3 separate regions of the Mus musculus genome follow, and all the other regions are linked to region 1. Evidence: chromatin loops called from intact Hi-C (ENCODE). Cell type or tissue: heart. All regions are shown on one strand. Region 1 holds the start of Mndal (myeloid nuclear differentiation antigen like). Region 2 has its middle 35 kb from the start of Ifi204. Region 3 overlaps Ifi203 (interferon activated gene 203).

What was found. Hi-C counts contacts between places; a loop is a spot of excess contacts. Peaks named below come from ENCODE experiments on the same cell type or tissue, not always from the same donor. Only the 100,000 strongest peaks of a DNase experiment are listed, where the experiment ranks them.
Region 2: a loop joins it to region 1, with 8 times the contacts of the local background. A loop is called at or near these places in 3 of 42 quality-filtered maps.
Region 3: it touches region 1 in a loop (2.2-fold over the local background); 12 of 42 quality-filtered maps call a loop at or near these places.

What each region holds. Positions count from the first base shown.
Region 1 is chr1:173,876,413-173,884,412 of GRCm38, forward strand. Mndal (myeloid nuclear differentiation antigen like) reads right to left here and starts at 3,775. Exons shown (of 10, transcript NM_001170853.1): 1 at 3,739-3,775; 2 at 3,513-3,578. It also overlaps the pseudogene Gm21031. In heart, a CTCF peak has its summit at 3,091; a DNase peak (open chromatin) is centred at 4,149.
Region 2 is chr1:173,798,257-173,806,256 of GRCm38, forward strand. It overlaps the pseudogene Ifi203-ps. Among named protein-coding and RNA genes, the nearest start is that of Ifi204, 35 kb to the left of the region's middle. In heart, no CTCF peak of the experiment used is centred here; DNase peaks (open chromatin) are centred at 4,585 and 4,805.
Region 3 is chr1:173,930,997-173,938,996 of GRCm38, forward strand. Ifi203 (interferon activated gene 203) reads right to left here. Exons shown (of 10, transcript NM_001302649.1): 3 at 6,746-7,030; 4 at 5,522-5,643; 5 at 4,014-4,181; 6 at 2,787-2,930. The coding sequence starts at 7,010. Among named protein-coding and RNA genes, the nearest start is that of Ifi203, 7.5 kb to the right of the region's middle. In heart, no CTCF peak of the experiment used is centred here; no DNase peak of the experiment used is centred here.

The sequences.
Region 1 (8,000 bases):
CTGTAGAGTTCACTTGATGGAATTATGTCAACAGTTTCTTTTTTATTTCCTCTTTTTCTTTCTTTCTTTCTTTCTTTTTTTTTGAGACAGGGTTTCTCTGTGTAGCCCTGGCTGTCCTGGAACTCACTCTGTAGACTAGGCTGGCCTTTAACTCAGAAATCTGCCTGTGTCTGCCTCCCAAGTGCTGGGATTAAAGGCATGCTCTACCACTGCCCAGCGTCAATAGTTTCTTGATTGTATCCTTTCAATCTTTGCCTTAGTGAGTCTTACTTGTACATAGTCACTATTTTCTACCTACTATCTTTAAATCCTCTCAAAATGTTTAATAATTTCTTAATTTATTAAAAATATCCCTTCATCCTGAAATATATTGGAAGCCCTTCAATAATCTATTTATGTTTATTTTTATTCCTGAGATCATATGTTTCAAAATATACAGCATTCCTTCCACTATCAATATTTATGATGTAGTTGATTTCTTTTTCATTGCTTGGAAAGCCATTCTCACATTTCTTTCTCTGGCTACATTCATAACCTTTAAAAACCTAAGAGTTAAATCAGGTGGAGAATGGAAGAGCAGGGTAGTGGAAGGAGTGGACGGAGGGGTACCTAACACTATTTACATTTCAAAAAAGTTCATACCAAAATCTACTACTGTAGAAGATTCCTTATATATTTATTTACACATTAATGTATATATACATACATGTATATATGTGTATATATGTATATACACATATAAGTATGTATACACACACACACATCAGAAGCCATGCTGCAAACCCTGGGAATGGTGCAATGGTGCAATGGTTTTGTTTTGTGACTAGAGCTTCTTATGTCAAGGCCCGGATAGATTCAGTCCCATTGACAAGGACCTTTGGATTTACTGGACCTACTGTGGACTCCTGCTCCAATCCTAGGGAGCTCCTATGCTTCAGTTCCTCCTGGCTTTGGCAGTATGGTAAGTTTTAGTTTCACTTTGTTAGTCATGGTTACAGCTGAATTTATGATGAGCCTGGAACTTTTTCTTAAAACAAAAAACTGTTTCCCCTGGCTCTCTCTTGCTGCCTCTACAGTCATCCTGAGCAAGCATCAGGAATTCAATAAAGTTAATGACCCTGGCTTACTGAACTGTTCTACAAAAGATATAACTATATTCCAAGAACTTAGGAGACAGTTTCTTTTAAAAAATGACAGTACCAATTTATAGAACAAATAACAAAGAAATAAAGGGCATAAAAGGTCAGACTTTCCCCCAATGCCAGAAAATCAACAAAGGAATCTAAATCTCCCATTCCCTTGGAGGTAAAAGTACGTGTAGAAACTGCCAGAGAGAATAGAAACTTTTTTCCAAGAGTTAAGGGTTAGGGATTAATCACTATCCTTCTGAGAATGTATCAAGAATAGGACCACAACTATTTCACACAAAAATGATATGTAAGCAATAGAAATTAAATTTATACTTTTATCTATATAGGTTACTGTATATATATATACCCCCAAATCTTCCATAACGATATAGACGCCACATCCTTGAGTCATAGAATACAGGAAAATCAGGTTATACTGACCCAGAAGCTACATTCTAACTATGCACACTTTGTTGTGCACACTATGCAGAGAAACACAATCAGAAATCTTATCCTTCTGCTCAGAAATACTTTATAAAAAGGGGGAAGAAAAATTCTAGTAGTCGGGGTGGCAGATGACTACAGGGGCACAGTGTTTGCCAAACTCCGCTGGGAAGTAGCACATGTGAGCTCAAAACAGTTGTGAAGCATCCTGAGCCTTGTGCACGTTTATGCCAGACAAAATTCACAGAAGGAAGTTAGGAGGGGAGCGGGCATTGGACACTAAGTTTAGCGGGTAGGGTAGACAGTATGTCCCTGGAAGGGATTATGGAAGGGGGTAGAGGGTGAATATAAGCAAAATGCACTTATCAAAGAAAATACGGTTCTTCTATAATGAAAATTTCAAACTTGAGTAGGTGCACCTATGCTTTAAAATGAAAACTTGATCAGAAAAAAAAAAGCGAAAAAGGAAGTACATCACCAAGGCTGACAGACAGACGGAAGAGAACATAAAGAACATCCCGGGTGAAATAACAGTAGTAGAAGCAAAACAAAACTCTGCTGATTGCCACTCTACCCGGGGGGACCTAACCAGTCCAATGACAAGGTCTGCCAATTGTTATTTAAGAAATTTACCTATAGGTTGTTCATAAAAGATTCCCCAACAGTGGAGAAATCTAAAATTAAATTCTCTAGAAACTAAAGAACATCCTATTTATCTACATTAGTGGAGCTTTAATAGAACGGAAGGCAAAACTATTATTAAATACCACAGAAAGTTAAACCCTCCCATCTTAGAAGGAGGTAGTTTTAACTATGGATTTATCAGTTAATAATAGCGCAATTCTTTGTCCTTATTTCACAGCTCTATCGAAACATGGAATATATCTTCACACAAGTACACGTATCCATACACATACATATACATCACATCCATTCAATATCTGTGAGAGCACACAAATCTGTACTTTTTTTAAAAAGATAAAAAGGAGAACCCACAGGTTTACAGTTAATATGACAGTGTAGTCACTACTGAGTAGGGTAAAAAGATCTGGAAAAATTTGGAAAGTTTGAGTAGTATAACTGAGAAACTTAGCAACACAGGTCTAATTCAGGTACAAATCTCAAATTGACATTTGAATTACAAAGTTTGAGTACACACGGAGTCCTATGCCAGAGGATACAGAAAGCCTTTAAAATATCCTAAAAGTAAACCAAGTGGACAACAGAAATGATTGTATGTAACTGACCTTCATACTCCCTATATTTTATGACAACAAAATAAAAACAAAAATAAATAAAATTTAGCCTATAAAAAGAATAACTTTCATGATGACAAAAAGTTTCTATCAGTGACTAAATACTATTCTTACTCCCTTTTTTGAAGGGGAGAGAAAGAAAGAGTTACATATGCATATTGAAACAGGAAGTATTTGAATAACTGTATTTGTGATTCTTAGGAACGTTGTACTGCACATGTCCACTAGTTCTCATGCTGTCTAATGTTAAAATAAGACCAGATGATGAAGCTACTTGTTCAAATGCATTTTTCACTGAATATTATATCACAGTAATTTTTTATATCACTAACCTGTCTTTTACTCAGTCCAGCCACCAGATTCCCCTGCACCGCCCAGCCCAGGCTACTGAAGCCTTCTTGTTTTCCATTTATTGACACTTATACTTAGAAAGCTAATTTTATAACCTGCACTAATCAAAGCTCATGTTTTCTTACCTCAAGCTCGAGGAATGGAGAAAGAAAGATGCTGTCATCATCCTGAATGCGGTATCAGAACCTGTTGCAGCAGGTTCACTGCCCTGCTGGCAGTTGAACAATCTGTGCTCTCCCCACCAGCCACTGGGAAGAACCACACTGATCCCCTATGTTCTTGTGGGTTTCATGGAGCTATCTCTTCTATATATAAAAGGGGAGAGACTTACCTCCGTGGAAATTTCTCAGCAATGTTCAGATGATAAATCTTCAGCAAGTCAGGAAATGGGGTTTCTCTGTTTTGAGTAGAAAGAGAAATGACTCAAAAAAGTACACCAGAATGCATTGCAATCTCATTAAATGCTGAGAAAATGTAGTATTTACAAAATAACAGGGAGGGGGGCAAGAGAACTGGTTAAAGTAAGTTTCTAGCTTTAGCAGGGCTGGATGCCTTACAGTGTGCTGTCTTCCTGGGGAGACTTAAGATGAAATTGGGCTCCTCCCAGCACTGTTCATAGCTTTCGATTTCCCCAGCTCTTAAAATAGAGCACTTTATTTCCTGTTATTAATGTAATTTCTAGAAAGAAGCACACACACACACACACACAAACACACACAGGAGAGAGAGAAATTGCAACACTGCATGTTTTATGTCCAGTAGACTTAAGGGTGGGTCACTAGGAATCACTCTCATCTGAAAGAAGATGAATCACAAGGAGATACAAGCAAGTCACTCAGCCACCTCACCCTTCTTTGTTTGCTCAGTATGAAAGTGGTCAGAGGGGAGCGCCTGAGAGTCTGTTGTTCCTTGGATTTGATGAAGCCTGCTAGCTCAGCTGTAATACTTTTGTTTCATGCCTGCCAGCTTGTTTGACACAAAAGCAGCTTGACTGTAGGCACAGCCAATATTGGGGAATGCCAGGGCCAGGAAGCCAGTGTGGGTTGGTTCGTGAGCAGATGGAGGGAGGAGGGGATAGGGAGTCTTCAGTGGGGAAACCAGGAAAGGGGATAACATCCTAAATGTAAATAAAGAAAACATCTAATAAAAAGAAAAAGAAAAAAAAGAAGATAAAAACATTTTAAAAATTAAAAGAAAAAGTTTGACTGAAAGAAAGGTCAATTTGACCATATTCTGAGGCTTCAACAGTCATCATCATCATCAGAAATTCCCAACCCATAGCCTTCACTCAGAGCAAAGAAAGATAGAGGACAGCTTGAAAAAAAAAAGACTTGGAAAAAGGTTGACCACCCTACAGCCCTCCCCTCACCCGCTTATGAGCTCATTATGATTTTCTGCCTATATTAACTGACCCTGGAAAATAGCTCTTGTATCTGAATTGAGCCCCTGTTCAATCAGTCTTGGGGTGTGTGTTCAATAAACCAGCCCTGTTTAACTGAGATCCGTTTCTGGGTGCTTTGTGCTGTGATCTGCAGACCACAACAGTACTTGCTTGAGCATTTCCTGAATAGGGAAATATGTGTGATGGATCACTTTTGGTTTAAGCACTTTCCAAAGCATCCATTCATTAATTCATTAGTGGTTCCTAGGCCATATTTTCCCAGAGCATAGTGTTATAAGAAACATACAACTTCAACCTCAGCTTAAAAAAAAAAAGTAATTGGGCGTAACTGCCCTCTATACTATAGCTTCACTGTCCTCTATAACTGATTAAGAAAATGACCCCTGAGATATTTTTAATGGGAAAAGACAGCAGATTGTGGGCTATGTAGTGCTAGCAGATGAAGCCTTGGAAACTCAAGGAAAAAAGCTGAACATCTGGTAGCTTCAGAGCTTAAAGCAGTGTTTGACTGACTGTTTCTTCCTTTGTAGGATAGTGGATGGTGTCTGTACTATTGTTATAGTGAGACATGGGGAAAAAGGACACCAACTACTACTGGATGCTTTATAGGAAGCTTTAAAATCAATATAGAAGCAGTGCAATTCCAGGGATACCATCACTCATCTGGCAGGGTCCACAGATTTACCTGGGTAGAAAATCATCGAGGTTTGCTTTCCAAGTGCTGGTGTTTGGCAGCTCTTGGAAACCCATGAAATTGGAAAGTGTCTTGTCTTCTTTTAACTTCTTCAAGTTCTTTTATTGTTTTAAAGTTTTCATTGTGCAAATCTTTTCCTTCTTTGGTCACTTTCATTCCAAGATATTGTATGTTTTTAGGATTTTAAAAATAGGATTGTTTACTTATTTTTATTCTTTATTTTTATTAGGTATTTTCTTCATTTACATTTCCAATGCTATTCCAAAAGCCCCCCATACCCTCCCCCCTCCCCACTCCTCTACCCACCTACTCCCACTTCTTGGCCCTGCCATTCCCCTGTACTGAGGCATATGAAGTTAAATTGGATTTTTATTTATTTACATTTCAAATATTATCCCCTTTTCCAGTTTCCCCTTGAGAAACTCCCTATCTACCCCTGACTTGACTCTCTCTGCTTCTATGAGGGCGCTCTCACCCACACACTCCTGCCTCCTCGCCCTGGCATTCCCCTACACTGGGGCATGTCAGTGAGATGGCTCAGTGGGTGAGGGTGCTTGTGGTCAAGCCTGATGACCTGGCTTAATTATCAGGATTCATAATAGAAGACGAGAACTCATTCCTGAAACTTGCCTTCCAACCTCAGTACTAGTTTCCTGACCTTTGTGATTCTTCTCAACACTCACAGACAAAATAAAATAAATACTGAAAAAGTAAAATTACTGAAACTAAATAGTTTAGACTGTTCCAGTGAACAAGTCTTTTCTTGGAAATCATCCTGGGATTTTATAGTGAGCCTAGCCTTTAATGACTGAACCATCTCTCCAGCCTTGGAAACCCCTCTGAATCTTTACCTGCATGTGGTCTTTATCTGCAGGGTATCTCTAGGAAAAATCAGTATCTTCCTAAGCACTAGTAGTAAGATAGCAGAATAGCTGAGATTTCTTAAGGTTCTCATACAAAGTATCAAAAAGGAAAAAAAAAACACAACAAAAGTAAACAGAACAGTCTGATTTCCATTGCAGGTTATGTAGGTACATCCAAGAGGCCTGAGACGAAAGGTTACCTGTGCTTCACTGTGACATTGGGGAACATTATTATAAGCCCACTCTATTTCACTTAATTTAACTTGTATTGAAAAATAAAGTTATTTTCATACAATATATTCTGATCAAAGTATATCTTCACCTATCTCCTCTCAGATAATTCTAACCTACCCACCCTGATATCTCTACATCTTTCACTTGATCAAAAAAACCAAAAAACAAAAAACAAAAAAACAAAACAAAACAAAACAAAAACCAGGCAATTTAAAAAGACAAAGCAACAAGAATAAAACAAAATAAACTAACAGTCAAAAAAGAAACAAAGAAATAGCAGAAGAAATAGATACACAGATATATAGACACATGTGTACACACCTGCACAAAAATGCACACACATGTACATAGACATATACACACATGCATACACACATGCACACATACATGTATATAATACACACACAGGTGCACAAATATATAAACACATGCCCACACACATACACACACATTCACGCACACATACATGTATATAATGCACACATATATACACCCATGTACACACATGTGCACACCTACATGCATACAAACACAACTCCTTTAAAAATGGCTCACATTGGCTCAGTGCACACCTCGATTCACTCTACTCCAAATCTCACAAAGGTTAAGCCACTACAGCATTTAGTTCTGGTGTGCTAGTTTGTATCCCACTGAGTTTACTTGTTGTGTAACCTAGTACACCAGCACAGCCAAAGACAGAAAAGATAACAAGTAAAAAGCCGTGACTGTATCCATGTACATGAAATTCTAAAATTATACATTGAACAGTCAAACAAATGAATTGGTATATTGGCACTTAAAGAAACACTCCAAAGTTATAGAATTCTTTAAATTTCCCCACTTTCACTGTGTCCAAGTATAAACTCTGAAATTAAGCTTTTCTGTTAAACTCCTCTTTCACTATTTAAGACAATATTCTCTTTATCAAAAGATCTTGAAAAAGAAGAAAGCATATGAGAATGAGAACGCATTAGAGATATAATCCAGGCTTGTTAGACATGGCTTCATTCTAGGGCAGAATAATCTATTTGGTATCTTCTACTCCTCATTTCAAACTGTATCAAGGCTAGGAGTTTGGCTCTTTATTCACAACTGAGTTGCCCCTAATACAAGTAAGGAAGATATCAAAGAGATAAAATCTAAAACATGAATGTGCTGTAAACTGAACAATGTCTGGGATTAGAGTGGCTATTAATGAATGTCCTAGTCACGAAAATGCCAAAGGTTATTGATGAATCTCTTTCTAAAGAATATCCTAGTGGAGCCAGGAGAAGAATGGTAAGAGACTACAGAAATCCCAAAAGTGAGGAAGCCTTGCCTGGTCATTTTCTGTTTTGGAAGGCAATGATTTCCTATATTAAGTAAGTTGAGCAAATCCCTCTTGAGCTAAATAAACCTTAAAATCTCAGATTGCAGAAGAAATTTTACAAATAATGCAATGGCTTACCTCAATTACTAAAATATTCCATTCACAAATCTCCCCATTGTTTGTGAGAAAAGATAAGAAATTTTGGGAGTTGCTTTAGCTTTTTGCTTCAGTGTATCTGAGACAACCATTGGTGGGTTTTCGTTCACATCAGACACAGAGGAATCGCTGTGTATCTCCAGAAACCCATTGAGCCCAAA
Region 2 (8,000 bases), 78 kb before region 1:
CTTGTATTCAGCCATCGTCTCTCAAATTATAGATGAACCTAAAAAAAAAAATCAAAGAAGAAAACCTAAAAAAAAAATAAAAATTAAAGACACAGGATTACAAACATATTCAGACATTTTTCGAGGCAGGATATTCCCATGTGAGTGAACAACCATTAATAATGTAGTGTATAATTGTGTGTGATAAAGAGAGTTAAAGACAAGGTGCACCACTGTACAAAATATATATAGAACTTCTGTATTAATAAACAAGTCTAGGAAAAATCTCCCCTTAAATATTAAGTGATTTAGGTCACTGGCAGTTGTGGTAGGGGAAAGGGTTGAATCAGAAATTGTAGTGTTTAAAGTATGGGTTATAAGTGCTAAAATACTTTTCTCATTATTTATTGGTGTTGAAGCACCTGAATGAACAATGGCTGACGTCTCATGGCCTATGCTATGCTAAGGCACTGACCCTTGTCTATTAGGCTTTGCCCCAAACACCTCTCTTTAGAATTCTGTCTCCCCTGGAGTTGGATTGTATTTGATGGATCCTTTCTGCTTATAGAACTATCAATTTCCCAACCATCTACATACTTTTCAGAGTCTAGCTGTAGAGTTCACTTGATGGAATTATGTCAACAGTTTCTTTCTTTCTTTCTTTCTTCTTCTTCTTTTTTTTTTTTTTTTTGGACAGGGTTTCTCTGTGTAGCCCTGGCTGTCCTGGAACTCACTCTGTAGACCAGGCTGGTCTTGAACTCAGAAATCTGCCTGCCTCTGCCTCCCAAGTGCTGGGATTAAAGGCATGCTTCACCACCACCCAGCTTCAATAGATTCTTGATTTTATCCTTTCAAGCTTTGCCTTAGTGAGTCTTACTTGTATATAGTCACTATTTTCTACCTACTATCTTTAAATCCTCTCAAAATTTTTAATAATTTCTTAATTTATTAAAAATATCCCTTCATCCTAAAATATATTGGAAGCCCTTCAATAATCTGTTTATGTTTATTTTTATTCCTGAGATCACATGTTTCAAAATATATAGCATTCCTTCTACTATCAATATTTATGATGTAGCTGATTTCTTTTTCATTGCTTGGAAAGCCATTCTCACATTTTTTTCTCTGGATACTTTCATAAACTTTGAAAATTTAAGAGTTAAATCAGGTGGAGAATGGAAGAGCAGGGGAGTGGAAGGAATGGAAGGAGGGGTAACTAACACTAATTACATTTCAAAAAATTCATACCAAAATCTACTACTGTAGAAGACTCCTTATATATTTATATACACATTAATGTATATATACATATATGCATATATGTGTATAGATGTAAACACACATATATGTATGTATACACACACACACACACAACAGAAGCCATGCTACAAACCCTGGGAATGGTGCAATGGTTTTGTTTTGTGACTAGAGCTTCTTATGGCAATACAATAGATAGATTCCGTCCCATTGACAAGGACCTTTGGATTTACTGGACCTACTGTGGACTCCTGCTCCAATCCTAGGGAGCTCCTATCCTTCAGTTCCTCCTGGCTTTGGCAGTATGGTAAGTTTTAATGCCACTTTGTTAGTCAGGGTTACAGCTGAATTTATGATGAGCCTGGAACTTTTTCTTAAAACAAAGAACTGTTTCTCCTGGCTCTCTCTGGCTGCCTCTATAGTCATCCTGAGCAAGCATCAGGAATCACTAAAGTTAATAATCCTGGCTTACTGAACTGTTCTACAAAAGATATAACTATATTCCAAGAACTTAGGAGACAGTTTCTTTAAAAAAATGACAGTACCAATTTATAGAACAAATAACGAAGTCGTAAAGGGCATAAAAGGTCAGACGTTCCCCCAATGCCAGAAAATCAACAAAGCAATCTAAATCTCCCATTTCCTTGGAGGTAAAAGTACGTGTAGAAACTGCCAGAGAGGATAGAAACTTTTTTCCAAGAGTAAAAAGTTAGGTATTAATCACTATCCTTCTGAGAATGTATCAAGAATAGGATCACAACTATTTCACACAAAAATGATATGTAAGCAATAGAAATTAAATTTCTACCTTTATCTATATAGGTTACATTATATATATAATATATATATATTATCCCCCAAAATCTTATAATGCTTTTAGTATCCTTCCATAACTTGATATCAACGCCACATCCTTGAGTCATAGAATACAGGAAAATCAGCTTATATTGACCCAGAAGCTACATTCTAACTATGCACACTTTGTTGTGCACACTATGTAGAGAAACACAATCAGCAATCTTACCCTTCTGGTCAGAAATACTTTATAAAGAGGGGGAAGAAAAATTCTAGTAGTCAGGGGTGGCAGATGACTACAGGGGCACAGTGTTTGCCAAACTCCGCTGGGAAGTAGCACATCTGAACTCAACACAGTTGTGACACATCAGGAGCCTTGTGCACCTTTATACCAGACAAAAATCACAGAATGAAGTGAGGAGGGGAGGGGGCATTGGACACTAAGTCACATAACCAGCTAAGGAAATTTTGACACTTGATAGCTGCTGAGAAAGGAAGAATCATTCTTATTAAAGGCATATGAGGCCCCTGGTTGGTTGAACAGAAAATGTCCTTGATGGGTTTCAAAAATAAAAGGAAATACCAAGTTGGGTGGGTAGGGGAGGCAGTATATCCCTGGAAGGGATTATGGAAGGGGGAAGAGGGTGAATATAAGCAAAATGCACTTATCAAAGAAAATACAGTTCTTCTATAATGAAAATTTCAAACTTGAGTAGGTGCACCTAAAAGGAAGTACATTACCAAGGTTGAGGGACAGACGGAAGAGAATATAAAGAACATCCTGGGTGAAACAACAGTAGCAGAAGCAAAACAAAACTCTGCTGATTGCCACTCTACCCTGGGAGCGCTAACCAGTCCAATGACAAGGTCTGCCAATTGTTATTTAAGAAATTTACCTATAGGTTGTTTATAAAAGATTCCCCAACAGTAGAGAAATCTAAAATTAAATTCACTAGAAACTAAAGAACATCCTATTTATCTACATTAGTGGAGCTTTAATAGTACCGAAGGCAAAACTATTATTAAATACCATAGAAAGATAAACCCTCCCATCTTAGAAGAAGGTAGTTTTAACTATGGATTTTTCAGTTAATAATAGTGCATGTTCTTCGTCATTATTTCACAGCTCTACTGAAACATGGAATATATCTTCACACAAGTACACGTATCCATGCACATACATATACATCACATACATTCAATATCTGTGAGAGCACACAAATCTGTAATTTTTTAAAAAAGATAAAAAGGAGAACCCACAGGTTTACAGTTAATATGACAGTGTAGTCATTACTGAGTTAGTAGGGTAAAAAGATCTGGAAAAATCTGGAAAGTTTGAGCAGGATAACTGATAAACTTAGCAACATAGGTCTAATCCAGGTACAAATCTCAAATTGACATTTAAATTACAAAGTTTGAGTACACACGGAGTCCTATGCCAGAGGATACAGAAAGCCTTTAAAATATCCTAAAAGTAGACAAAATAGACAACAGAAATGATTGTATTTAACTGACCTTCATAGTCCCTATATTTTATGACAACAAAATAAAAACAAAAATAAATAAAATTTAGCCTATCACAAAGAATAACTTTCATGATGACAAAAAGTTTCTCTCAGTGACTAAATACTATTCTTACTCCCTTTTTTGAAGGGGAGAGAAAGAAAGAGTTACATATGCATATTGAAACAGGAAGTATTTGAATAACTGTATTTGTGATTCTTAGGAACGTTGTACTGCACATGTCCACTAGTTCTCATGCTGTCTAATATTAAAATAAGACCAGATGATGAAGCTCCTTATTCAAATGCATGATTTCACTGAATATTATATCACAGTAATTTTTTATATCACTAAACTGTCTTTTACTCAGTCCAGCCACCAGATTCCCTTGCACCGCCCAGCCCAGGCTACTGAAGCCTTCTTGTTTTCCATTCATTGACACTTATACTTAGGAAGCTAATTTTATAACCTGCACTAATCAAAGCTCATGTTTTCTTACCTCAAGCTCGAAGCATGGAGAAAGAAAGATGCTGTCATCTTCCTGAATGAGGTATCAGAACCTGTTGCAGCAGGTTCACTGCCCTGCTGGCAGCTGAACGATCTGTGCTCACCCCACCAGCCACTGGGAAGAACCACACTGATCCCCTATGTTCTTGTGGGTTTCATGGAGCTATCTCTTCTATATATAAAAGGGGAGAGACTTACCTCCGTGGAAATTTCTCAACAATGTTCAGATTATAAATCTTCAAGTCAGGAAATGCAGTTTCTCTGTTTTGAGTAGAAAGAGAAATGACTCAAAAAAGTACACCAGAATGCATTGCAATCTTATTAAATGCTGAGAAAATGTAGTATTTACAAAATAACGGGGGGGGGGGAACAAGAGAACTGGTTAAAGTAAGTTCCTAGCTTGAGCAGGGCTGGATGTTTTACAGTGTGCTGTCTTCCTGGGAAACAAGATGAAACTGGGCTCCTCCCAGCACTGTTCATAGCTTTCCATTTCCCCAGCTCTTAAAATAGAGCACTTTATTTCCTGTTATTAATGTAATTTCCAGAAAGAAGCATACACACACACACACACACACACACTCACACACACACACACACACACACACAAACACACACACACAGGAGAGAGAGAAATTGCAACACTGCATGTTTTATGTCTAGTAGACTTACAAGTGGGTCACTAGGAATCACTCTCATCTGAAAGAAGATGAATCACAAGGAGATACAAGCGAGTCACTCAGCCACCTCACCCTTCTTTGTTTGTTCAGTATGAAAGTGGTCAGAGGGGAGCGCCTGAGAGTCTGTTGTTCCTTGGATTTGATGAAGCCTGCTACCTCAGCTGTAATACTTTTGTTTCATGCCTGCCAGCTTGTTTGACACAAAAGCAGCTTGACTGTAGGCACAGCCAGTATAGGGGAATGCCAGGGCCAGGAAGCCAGTGTGGGTTGGTTGGTGAGCAGATGGAGGGAGGAGGGGATAGGGAGTCTTCAGTGGGGAAACCAGGAAAGGGGATAACATCCGAAATGTAAATAAAGAAAACATCTAATAAAATGAAAAAAAAAAGAAGATAAAATCATTTTCAAAAAAAGTTTGACTGAAAGAAAGGTCAAGTTGACCATATTCTGAGGCTTAAATAGTCGTCGTCATCATCAAATTCCCAATCTGTAGCCTTCACTCATATAAACTGACCCTGGAAAATAACTCTTGTATCTGAGCTGAGCCCTGTTCAATCAGTCTTGGGGTGTGTGTTCAATAAACCAGCCTTGTTTAACTGAGATCAGTTTCTGAGTGCTTTGTGCTGTGATCTGCGGACCACAACAGTACTTGCTTGAACATTTCCTGAATAGGGAAATATCTGTGATGAATCACTTTTGGTTTAAGCAATTTCCAAAGCATCCATTCATTCATTAGTGGTTCCTAGGCCATATTTCCCCAGAGCATAGTGTTATAAGAAACATACAACTTCAACCTCAGCTTAAAAAAAAAGTAATTGGGCGTAACTGCCCTCTGTACTATGGCTTCACTGTCTTCTATAACTGTTTAAGAAAATGACCCCTGAGAGATTTTTAATGGGAAATGACAGCAGATTGTGGGCTATGTAGTGCCAGCAGATGAAGCCTTGGAAACTCAAGGAAAAAAGCTGAACATCTGGTAGCTTCAGAGCTTAAAGCAGTGTTTGACTGACTGTTTCTTCCTTTGTAGGATAGTGGATGGTGTCTGTACTATTGTTATAGTCAGACATGGGGAAATGCTTTATAGGAAGCTTTAAAGCCAATATAGAAACAGTGCGATTCCAGGGATACCATCATTCATCTGGCAGGGTCCACAGATTTACCTGGGTAGAAAATCATCGAGGTTTGCTTTCCAAGTGCTGGTGTTTGGCAGCTCTTGGAAACCCATGAAATTGGAAAGCGTCTTATCTTCTTTTAACTTCTTCAAGTTCTTTTATTGTTTTAAAGTTTTCATTGTGCAAATCTTTTCCTTCTTTGGTTACTTTCATTCCAAGATATTGTATGTTTTTAGGATTTTAAAAATAGGATTGTTTATTTATTTTTATTCTTTATTTTTATTAGGTATTTTCTTCATTTATATTTCCAATGCTATCCCAAAAGTCCCCCATACCCTCCCCCCCACCCACTCCTCTACCCACCCACTCCCACTTCTTGGCCCTGCCATTCCCCTGTACTGAGGCATATAAAGTTAAATTGGATTTTTATTTATTTACATTTCAAATGTTATCCCCTTTTCCGGTTTCCCCTTGAGAAACTCGCTATCCATCCCTGACTTGACTCTCTCTGCTTCTATGAGGGTGCTCTCACCCACACACTCCTGCCTCCTCGCCCTGGCATTCCCCTACCCTGGGGCATCAAGCCTTCACAGGACCAAGAGCCTCTCTTCTCATTGATGCCCAACAAAGGCCATCCTCTCCTACATATGCAGCTGGAGCCATGGGTCCCTCCATGTGTACTTTTTTTGGTTGGTGGTTTAGTCCCTGGTAGCCAGAGGGGATCTGGTTGGTTGATATTGTTGTTCCCATGGGGTTGGAAAATACTTCACCTCTTTCAGTACTTCCTATAACTCCTTCATTGGGGTCCCTGTGCTCAGTCCAATGGTTGGCTGTGAGAATCCATCTCTGTATTTGTCAGCTCTGGCAGAGCCTCTCAGGAGATGGCTATACCAGGTTCCTGTCAGCAAGCACTTTGGCATCCACAATAGTGTTTGGGTTTGGTGTCTTACATGGGATGGATCCCCAGGTAGGGCAGTCTCTTGATGGCCTTTCCTGTCCTCCATTGCTAAACACCGCTGTTCAAATTCCTTTTCCTCTGTATATCATCCCTCTCTCCTCCCATACCTGATCCTGTCCCCCTTCCCCTCTCCTCTTCCTCTCTTCCTCTCAAGTCCCTTCCACACTCTTCTCCCATGAGTATTTTGCTCCTCCTCCTAAAAAGTACTGAGGCATCCACACTTTGGTCCTCCTTCTTCTTGAGCTTTATATGATCTGTGAATTGTATCTCGGGTATCCTGAACTTCTGGGCTAATATCCACTTATCAGTGATTGCATACCATGTGTGTTCATTTGTGACTGGGTTATCTCACTCAGGATATTTTCTAGTTCCATCCATTTGCTAAGAATTTCATGAAGTCATTGTTTTTAATAGCTGAGTAGTACTCCATTATGTAAATGGAGCACACTTTCTGTATCCATTTTTCTGAGGGCATCTGAGTTGTTTCCAGCTTCTGGCTATTATAAATAAGACTGATATGAACAGAGTAGAGGATGTGTCTTTGTTATATGTTGCAACATCTTTGAGTATATCCCCAGGAGTGGTATGGCTGTGACCTCAGGTAGTACTACATCCTATTTTCTGAGGAACTGCCAGACTGATTTTCACAGTGGTTGTACCAGCTTTCAATCCCTCCAACAACAGAGGAGTATTCCTCTTTCTCCACATCCTTGCCAGCATCTGCTGTCACCTGAGTTTTTCGATCTTAGCCATTCTTACTGGTGTGAGGTGTAATCACAGGGTTGTTTTGATTTGCATTTCCCTGATGACTAAGGATGTTGAACATTTCTTTAGGTGCTTCTTGGCTATTCGATATTCCTTAGTTGAGAATTCTTTGTTAGCTTTGTACTCCATTTTTGATAGGATTATTTGATCCTCTGGAGCCTAACTTCTTGAGTTCTTTTTATATATTGAATATTAGCCCTCTATTGTATGTAGGATTGGTAAAGGTATTTTTCCAACCTGTTGGTTGCCATTTTGTCCTATTGACACTGTCCTTTGCCAAATGAGACATTAATGTAGTTTTTGTCTTTCATTATGTTTGAATGTGGATCACTTTTATAAATTTATATATGTTGAATCTCTTCTCTAGGCAGAGTCAAATATCTCTGAATTGTGCTTCTGTCAAAGAAATTACGGGTATATATATATATATATATATATATATATATATAT
Region 3 (8,000 bases), 55 kb after region 1:
TTTCAGTACCAACTGAGACTGTGTTACATGATAAGATAACTTAATGTGTTATTTAATAAAATGAGTAAAATCTTTGCAGTAGGGGATTAGTGAGAAGGTTTTCCAAGATTGTGGGGAGCCCAGTGATGTGCTTTGGGAAGGGGCAATCATTGGGAATAGGAAAGTGGTACCTTGTTTGAGGAACTGCTGGATGGTGTTGGTGGAGGCTTATGAGGATTCTGGAGGCAATTTTCATCCTTTTTTATATTGGTTCCTGAAGTTTCTGGAAGCTGAGCCTGCCCCTGGGTGAGCATTTTCTTTCCACTTTCAGTTTTTGTGATTTGTTTTCTCTTTTTCTGAAAGAGCAACCTTGTCTTTCTCTCTAGATGCTCTCATGTATTGGAAGTTGAACCCTGAGCCTTGCACACACTAAGGTGTGATTGTTTTATCATCAGCCCTTGGGGATGTTTTTAAAATTAAATGATGCACAATATTTTCAAACTGCAAGAAGCTTTGTACTTATTACTTAATTCTAATCATATTTGTTTCATTGTGCACACACCTTATTCTTAACAGGTGAAGTGTATTGTGCAGTGGATTGAATAAGAATGTCTCCCATAGACTCATAGATTTGGATGTTTTCCCACCATTTATAAAACAGGAAATTTAGTTAGTAGGCAAATAGGTACATACAAATGTAATCGCACCTTTTACCGTTTCCTTGTGTGGTTTTGCTACTTCAAGGTGCAAGTTTTCTAAAATGCAACCATTGCTATGATACTGATGCCACTAAAACCATAACTGCCTTTAACTGTAGCCTATTTTCCTGGACTGTATACTGTAGACGCCCGACTTGCCAGCAAGAAGGACAACAGAACAGGATTCTTCTGTACACGTTTATTGGGAGAGCTTGATAGTGAAAGCAAAAGACCCCGAGCTGCAGAACTAGCACTACTTATATAGACCTAGGAGTGGTGTGTCTATACCTGATTGGTTATACTTTCAGTACCTCATTTACATGCCTCGGGCCAGGCAGTGACTCGGCAAAAACTCTACTGCACATGCGCACATTGGTTGTTTACCCATATTCATGGTTGTTTAACCATATTCATGGGCATCGGCTTATTGAAACCAGCGCCATCTTGTAATGGCATTTATTGGTTTCCCACATCTCTCTCTTTTTTATATAATAGAAAAGGCCTAATCTGATGATCTAGTCTCTCACTTTCTCAGCACAAAACGATCAGGAAGGATTTAGAAGGGCAAATCATGATCACCCTACTGAGTGCGATGAGGAAACCTCAGCGGTGTGTAAGGACTGATCAATGATCGTTGAGTCTCTCATTTTAGTGTAATGGATCCATAGATCTGTGGGGTGTAAGAATAGAGGACTCAGATGTCGACTAATTTTTGAGCATAGATAACCAAACCTCAGGGGAGGCACTGTTCTCAATGGCTAAAAGTGTTTGAGTTATAATCACCTTGTCACGTTTTTGTTGGGTTTTGAATTTGTAAACCAACCAAAGCATAAATACCAGTCCACAGCATATGGCAGCACTAAACAAAATTACTCCCACCCATTTTTTAAAGTAAGAAAATGTAGAAGTAAGCCAAGAGGTAAAGTCTCTAAGGGTCACTGGTTTCACTCTGGTTCTATTAAGGTTTAGGATCTGTATTTGCAGCTTTCTCTGTAACCTTTCTAGCTATTGTGACCAGTTCTCTTTTAGATAATTTGATAAATCTGTACTTTTAATAAAAGAATCATTAGTATATCTAATGGGAGTAATGTACACATGCAGGGTTGATGTCACACAACTCATTTGTATGACATCTATCATTTGTTCTATGTTATGTTGTAAAACATTTACTTTTTGATTTACTAACAATAACTTTGAGGAGATATGAGAATCTGCCCTTTGTAGGGTAAGCAATGTCTCAGACTTTTTTTTGTTACCTGATTTATGGTGTCAGCAGTATTAACTTGATTGGCCATAGCGAATTTGCGGTAACCGCTGAAGTCGTGGACAGCACAATGGCAGTAACAATGGCAGCTGTGATTTTAAAATCTCTCTTTTGTTGAACAAGACTCATGATTGGGAACTTTTTTGGATTTGCCTCAATAGGCACAGGGACAAAGGTTGGTAGATGTACCACTAAGGTTTGACTTAATTTTTTTGATCTTTATTCTTTATATTATCTTTTGAATCTCTATATTTTGGTTTTTTTTTTCCTTTTCTCTTTTTATATTTCTTCCTTTACTTATTTTTTTGTGTGCTCCTTCTTTTTTATTTTATTTTATTTTTTTTGACTTTTTTTGGTGTTTTTGTAAGTTGTTGCCCTTCCTTAACAGCTGGTTCATATTTTTTTGTCCTGGATACAAGCCTTAATCAACTTCCATAACGGTTTTGTTTTTGCTTTCCCTTTCCCTTCAGTTTTTCCTCTCTTTATATTTCTCTCTAACTTTTTTAAACTAGGTAGCGTTAGCGACCTAGTGGGGGCAAACCAAGGAGCAAGTCTGTCTATTTTTTAAGAACCCTCTCACTGTACTTTCAGAAATCTTTAAACCTCGTTCTTTGAGCAAGGTTTGTACTGGCCCTACTAATGGTGTAGACTGGCCAGTACCCATAATCGTCTTGGACTAAAGCATTATCTACATGAAATTATTTTCAGCAGATACACTCATTGTCTAGGGCGATGAAAATTAAGACAATAACATAATATCAGGACAAGAAAGAAAACAAGCAACACAACCCCAGCAACAATTACAGGATCTATTTTGAAAGAAAACATATCTCTTAGAGACTTACCTTAATTCTCTCACAAAATGTAGTTTTGAATCCTCCCTTTCTTGAGGGTCTTTGTTTGTGCCTTAAGATATCTTGTTCCCGGGTTTTGGCACCACTTGTAGACGCCCGACTTGCCAGCAAGAAGGACGCCACAACAGGATTCTTCTGTACACGTTTATTGGGAGAGCTTGATAATGAAACGAAAGACCCCGAGCCCCAGCACTGGCACTGCTTATATAGGCCTAGGAGTGGTGTGTCTATACCTGATTGGTTATGTTTTCAGTACCTCATTTACATGCCTCAGGCCAGGCAGTGACTTGGCAAAAAACTCTACTGCACATGCTCACATTGGTTGTTTACCCATATTCATGGGCGTCGGCTTATTGAAACCAGCGCCATCTTGTAATGGCATTTATTGGCTTCCCACAGTATACATCTCCAATTGTATTTCTGTCACTATTTATGAGCACAGATAATTAGATGTGCCCAAGGACTTTATTCCATGGTAAATCACAGGACTCTATCATATAAAGGAATTGAACATTGATCACATAGACTGTTAAATACAATTGTAACATGTATCAAAATGAGGTTTGTATAAATTGCAACCAGGGTCTCAAAATAAATACCTGGTAAATGATGATAACATTAAATAGTACATTATTAAGGGAAGTACTGTCACTGTTATAATCATTGTAATTATATTAAGAATTCTTCGGGAGGTTAAGAGGGAGCTGTTCCCTTTAATGATGAATGGCAGGGAGAGTTTGGGATATACGTGGAACAGGCTTGAGGCTGACTCTCAGCAAAAGTGACTATTACAGTTCTAGAACATTTGGTCAGTAGTGGACAGTGATCAAGATTTCCCAAACAGGGAAATATCACATGTCAAAATACCTCCTGAGTAGAACACAGAATGAGGAACATAGCCTCAGAAGATGGGTCACCAGCAAAGGGAAACAGGCTGAGAAGAAACTAGGCAATGGCAGGTTGAAATACTCTGGTATCCCCTATACTTTCTTCTGAACCCAAAGCAGAGAGCTGGTTAACAACACCAGAAAGCTTTTCATATTTACCTTTTCAGTACCAACTGAGACTGTGTTACGTGATAAGATAACTTAATGTGTTATTTAATAAAATGAGTAAAGTCTTTGCAGTAGGGGATTAGTGAGAAGGTTTTCCAAGATTGTGGGGAGCCCAGTGATGTGCTTTGGGAAGGGGCAATCATTGGGGATAGGAAAGTGTTACCTTGTTTGAGGAACTGCTGGATGGTGTTGGTGGAGACTTATGAGGATTCTGGAGGCAATCTTCCTCTTTTTTTATGTTGGTTCCTGAAGTTTCTGGAAGCTGAGCCTGCTCCTGGGTGAGCTTCTTTTTCTTTCCACCTTCAGTTTTTGTGATCTGTTTTCTCTTTTTCTGAAAAAGCAACATTGTCTTTCTCTCTAGATTCTCTCATGTGTTGGAAATTGAACCCTGAACCTTGTACATACTAAGTTGTGTTTTTCTATAGTTTTGTCATCAGCCCTTGGGAATGTCTTTAAAATTAAGTGAAGCACAATATTTTCAAGACCATAAAAATCTTTGCTTTTATTACTAAATTCTAATTATATTTCTGTCATTATGCACACACAGCATTTTCTCAAGTCAGGGTTTCTCTGTATAATCCTGGCTGTCCTAGAACTCACTCTGTAGACTAGCCTGGCCTTGAACTCAGAAATCACCTTGCCTCTGCCTCCCAATTGCTGAGATTAAAGTTATGAGCAACCACTGCTTGCCACATACCTCATTCTTTACAGATGAATTGTATTGTCTAGTAGTTAGAATAAGAATGACTCCTATGGGCTGTAGAGATGGCTCAGTGGTTAAGAGCACTGACTGCTCTTCCAGAGGACCTGAGTTCAGTTCCCAGCAACCACATGGTGGCTCACAGCCATCTGTAATGGAACCTAACGCCCTCTTCTGAAGACAGCAATGTTGTACACATAGATAAAATTAGTAAATCTGATTTTTTTAATGGCTCCTACAAACTCATAGATTTGAATGGTTGCCCACCACAGAGTGACACGCTTAGGAAGTGTGGCCTGGTTGGATTGTTGTGCTTTTATGAAGTGGGTCACTGGGGGTTATCTTAAAGGTTTCACATGTTCAAGTCAAGCTCAGGGTTACTTCGTTCTTCCTGCTGCTTGTGGATATATAGAACTCTCATCTCCTCTCCAGCATTATGCCTGCACTCTGCCATGCTCCCCACCATGACAATAATGGACTAAACCTCTGTATGTAAGCCAGTCCCAATGAAATGTGTTCTTTTATAAGTGTGGGCCTAGTCATGGTGTTTCTTCACGGCAATAAAAACCCTAATCAAGAGATAGAGAATTGCCTTATAGAGTAGTAGAAACAATGCATTAATGTCACTCAACTTATCCCCATGGGGGCAGAACAGCGTCAGGTGTAGAATGACAACTTCCATATTTAGGTTTTGTCATTTTAGAAACCACAACCCAAACAGACACTTTACAGTAATTGTCTTTGAAAAGCTGTGTAATGATTTGATGTCTCCATCACTGAGGCTTATACTGCACAAATTATACCACATAGTAAATCTGAAACCAAATGAGTGACAGGTTACTATATATGTATTGACTTGAACCCTGTTCTCACTAGGGTCTCAGACTAGATAGAGTATTAAATCTTCTTAAAGAATTAACAAGGAGAAGAACATGAGTAGAAAACTATTGGTGGGAGAGTAGCCACTTTACCTTTGAAGACGGTACACTCTTGTTTGATTCTTTATTGTTGAAAAGAGATTCAGAAGAACTGAGTTCATCTTGCCCTTTTTTTTTCCCAGCCGTTTTGCATTTTCCTTCCTTTTTCTTTTGAACTGTAGGGGTAAAGAAAACACACCAAACTCAGGGAAATGGGGATGATAGCTGCAGCTCATTCAGAATTACTTATTTTCTTTCTTTTCCTAAAATAAAAGGAAATTGATATTCCATTCCATGTTCATTAAAGCTTTTATAGAAAGAAGGATTTCAAGAATCATTTGGTCTCTTCATATGTCTGTGTGTTTATTTTATTCTGCTGCCTGGGCTCTTCCTGGCCATAAGGCAGCTCAGAGTACCAAGTCAGGCATGCACTTTGCCCTAGGGGAGTCTTTGCTCTTCCCAGATATAGCAGACATAGTCTCTCCATCCTGGGAACTTCTTTTTATATCAACTGTACCCTCTTATACCACAGACTGATTTTAAGAACCTGAAATTTTTATGATAATAACAGTAGGTAGCCTCCTGAGGAAAATCATTCAAAACCATATACAAAGAGAAAGAAATAATGACTTGATATTTGATGTATCAAAGTGGTAACATTGGATTTGGATTTCTTATATGTTGGGTATACATTTTTCTGTGTAACTTGAGGTGTTCTCAAAATGCGGGTATCCCTGCTTGATCATCTTTATGCTAACTGCTATGGTCCAGAGTTATATATCAGTATATTTATTATATTTTAAACCCAGTGACTTTCTAGTGAGAAACTTCTTGACTAAGATCTAACCTAACATCTCTAAGATGCAGGCTTCTACATAAATATTAGATCATATTTCTTATCAGAAAAGATATTAGTGAAAGTGTTAGATTGTTAATTGGGTATTACATTTATTTTATTTAAATAACTTTTTTCAAATTTTACCTTATTTTCTAGTTTTTCTACCATGTTCTAATCTATCTCAAAACTGATTATTATTTTATTTACCTCCAATACAAAGGATGTCTATTCTGAAATATGTCAAACTTATTTGTAAGAAAGGATTTCTTAAAATCAGCAAATTTTATATCAAATTTGTATATATTCCAAACGTTTCAACCCCTATATTTCCCAAGGTACACAATGGATATGGGGCATATCAGCTGTGATCATACAGGGAGTTAGCAAGTTTGGGAAGCCTGGAGAAAGGGTGAGTGCTCACTCAGGGTTTCCCCTATTACCTTTTGCCTTCTCTGTTTTAAGTTTTTTAGCAAGGTCTTTAAGATCTTTTATGTGCTCACACACTTTTATCAGTTTGTCTAGTCCAGCATCTTTGGGGAACTTGTCCTCAATCCAGTCCGCCAGCTGAATCCTATCATAATCTTCTTGCATTTTTTTAGTAAGTTTTAGTTCTTTTCTTAGTAAGGACTTGACTGTCCTAAACTGATAGTCCTCCATGTTCTCTAATCCTTTTAGAAGAACAATATTCTTGTATTCAGCCATCATCTCTCAAATTATAGATTAACCTAAAAAAAATTAAAGACACAGGATTACAAAATATTCAGACATATTCAAGACAGGATATTCTCATGTGAGTGAACAACCATTAATAATGTAGTGTATAATTGTGTGTGATAAAGAGAGTTAAAGACAAGGTGCACCACTGTACAAAATATATGTAGAACTTCTGTATTAATAAACAAGTCTAGGAAAAATCTCCCCCTTAACTATTAAGTGATTTAGGTCACTGGCAGTTGTGGTAGGGGAAAGGGTTGAATCAGTAATTGTAGTGTTTAAAGTACAGGTTATAAGTGCTAAAATACTTCTTTCATTCTTTATTGGTGTTGAAGCACCTGAATGAACAATGGCTGAAGTCTCATGGCCTATGCTATGCTAAGGCACTGACCCTTGTCTATTAGGCTTTGCCCCAAACACCTCTCTTTAGAATTCTGTCTCACCTGGAGTTGGATTGCATTTGATGGATCCTTTCTGCTCATAAAACTATCAATTTCCCAACCATCTACATACTTTTCAGAGTCTAGCTGTAGAGTTCACTTGATGGAATTATGTCAACAGTTTCTTTTTTTCTTTCCTCTTTCTTTCTTTCTTTCTTTCTTTCTTTCTTTCTTTCTTTCTTTCTTTCTTTCTTTCTTTCTTTTTTTTTTTTTTTGAGACAGGGTTTCTCTGTGTAGCCCTGGCTGTCCTGAAACTCACTCTGTAGACTAGGCTGGCCTTTAACTCAGAAATCTGCCTGTGTCTGCCTCCCAAGTGCTGGGATTAAAGGCATGCTCTACCACTGCCCAGCGTCAATAGTTTCTTGATTGTATCCTTTCAAGCTTTGCCTTAGTGAGTCTTACTTGTACATAGTCACTATTTTCTACCTACTATCTTTAAATCCTCTCAAAATGTTTAATAATTTCTTAATTTATTAAAAATATCCCTTCATCCTGAAATATATTGGAAGCCCTTCAATAATCTATTTATGTTTATTTTTAT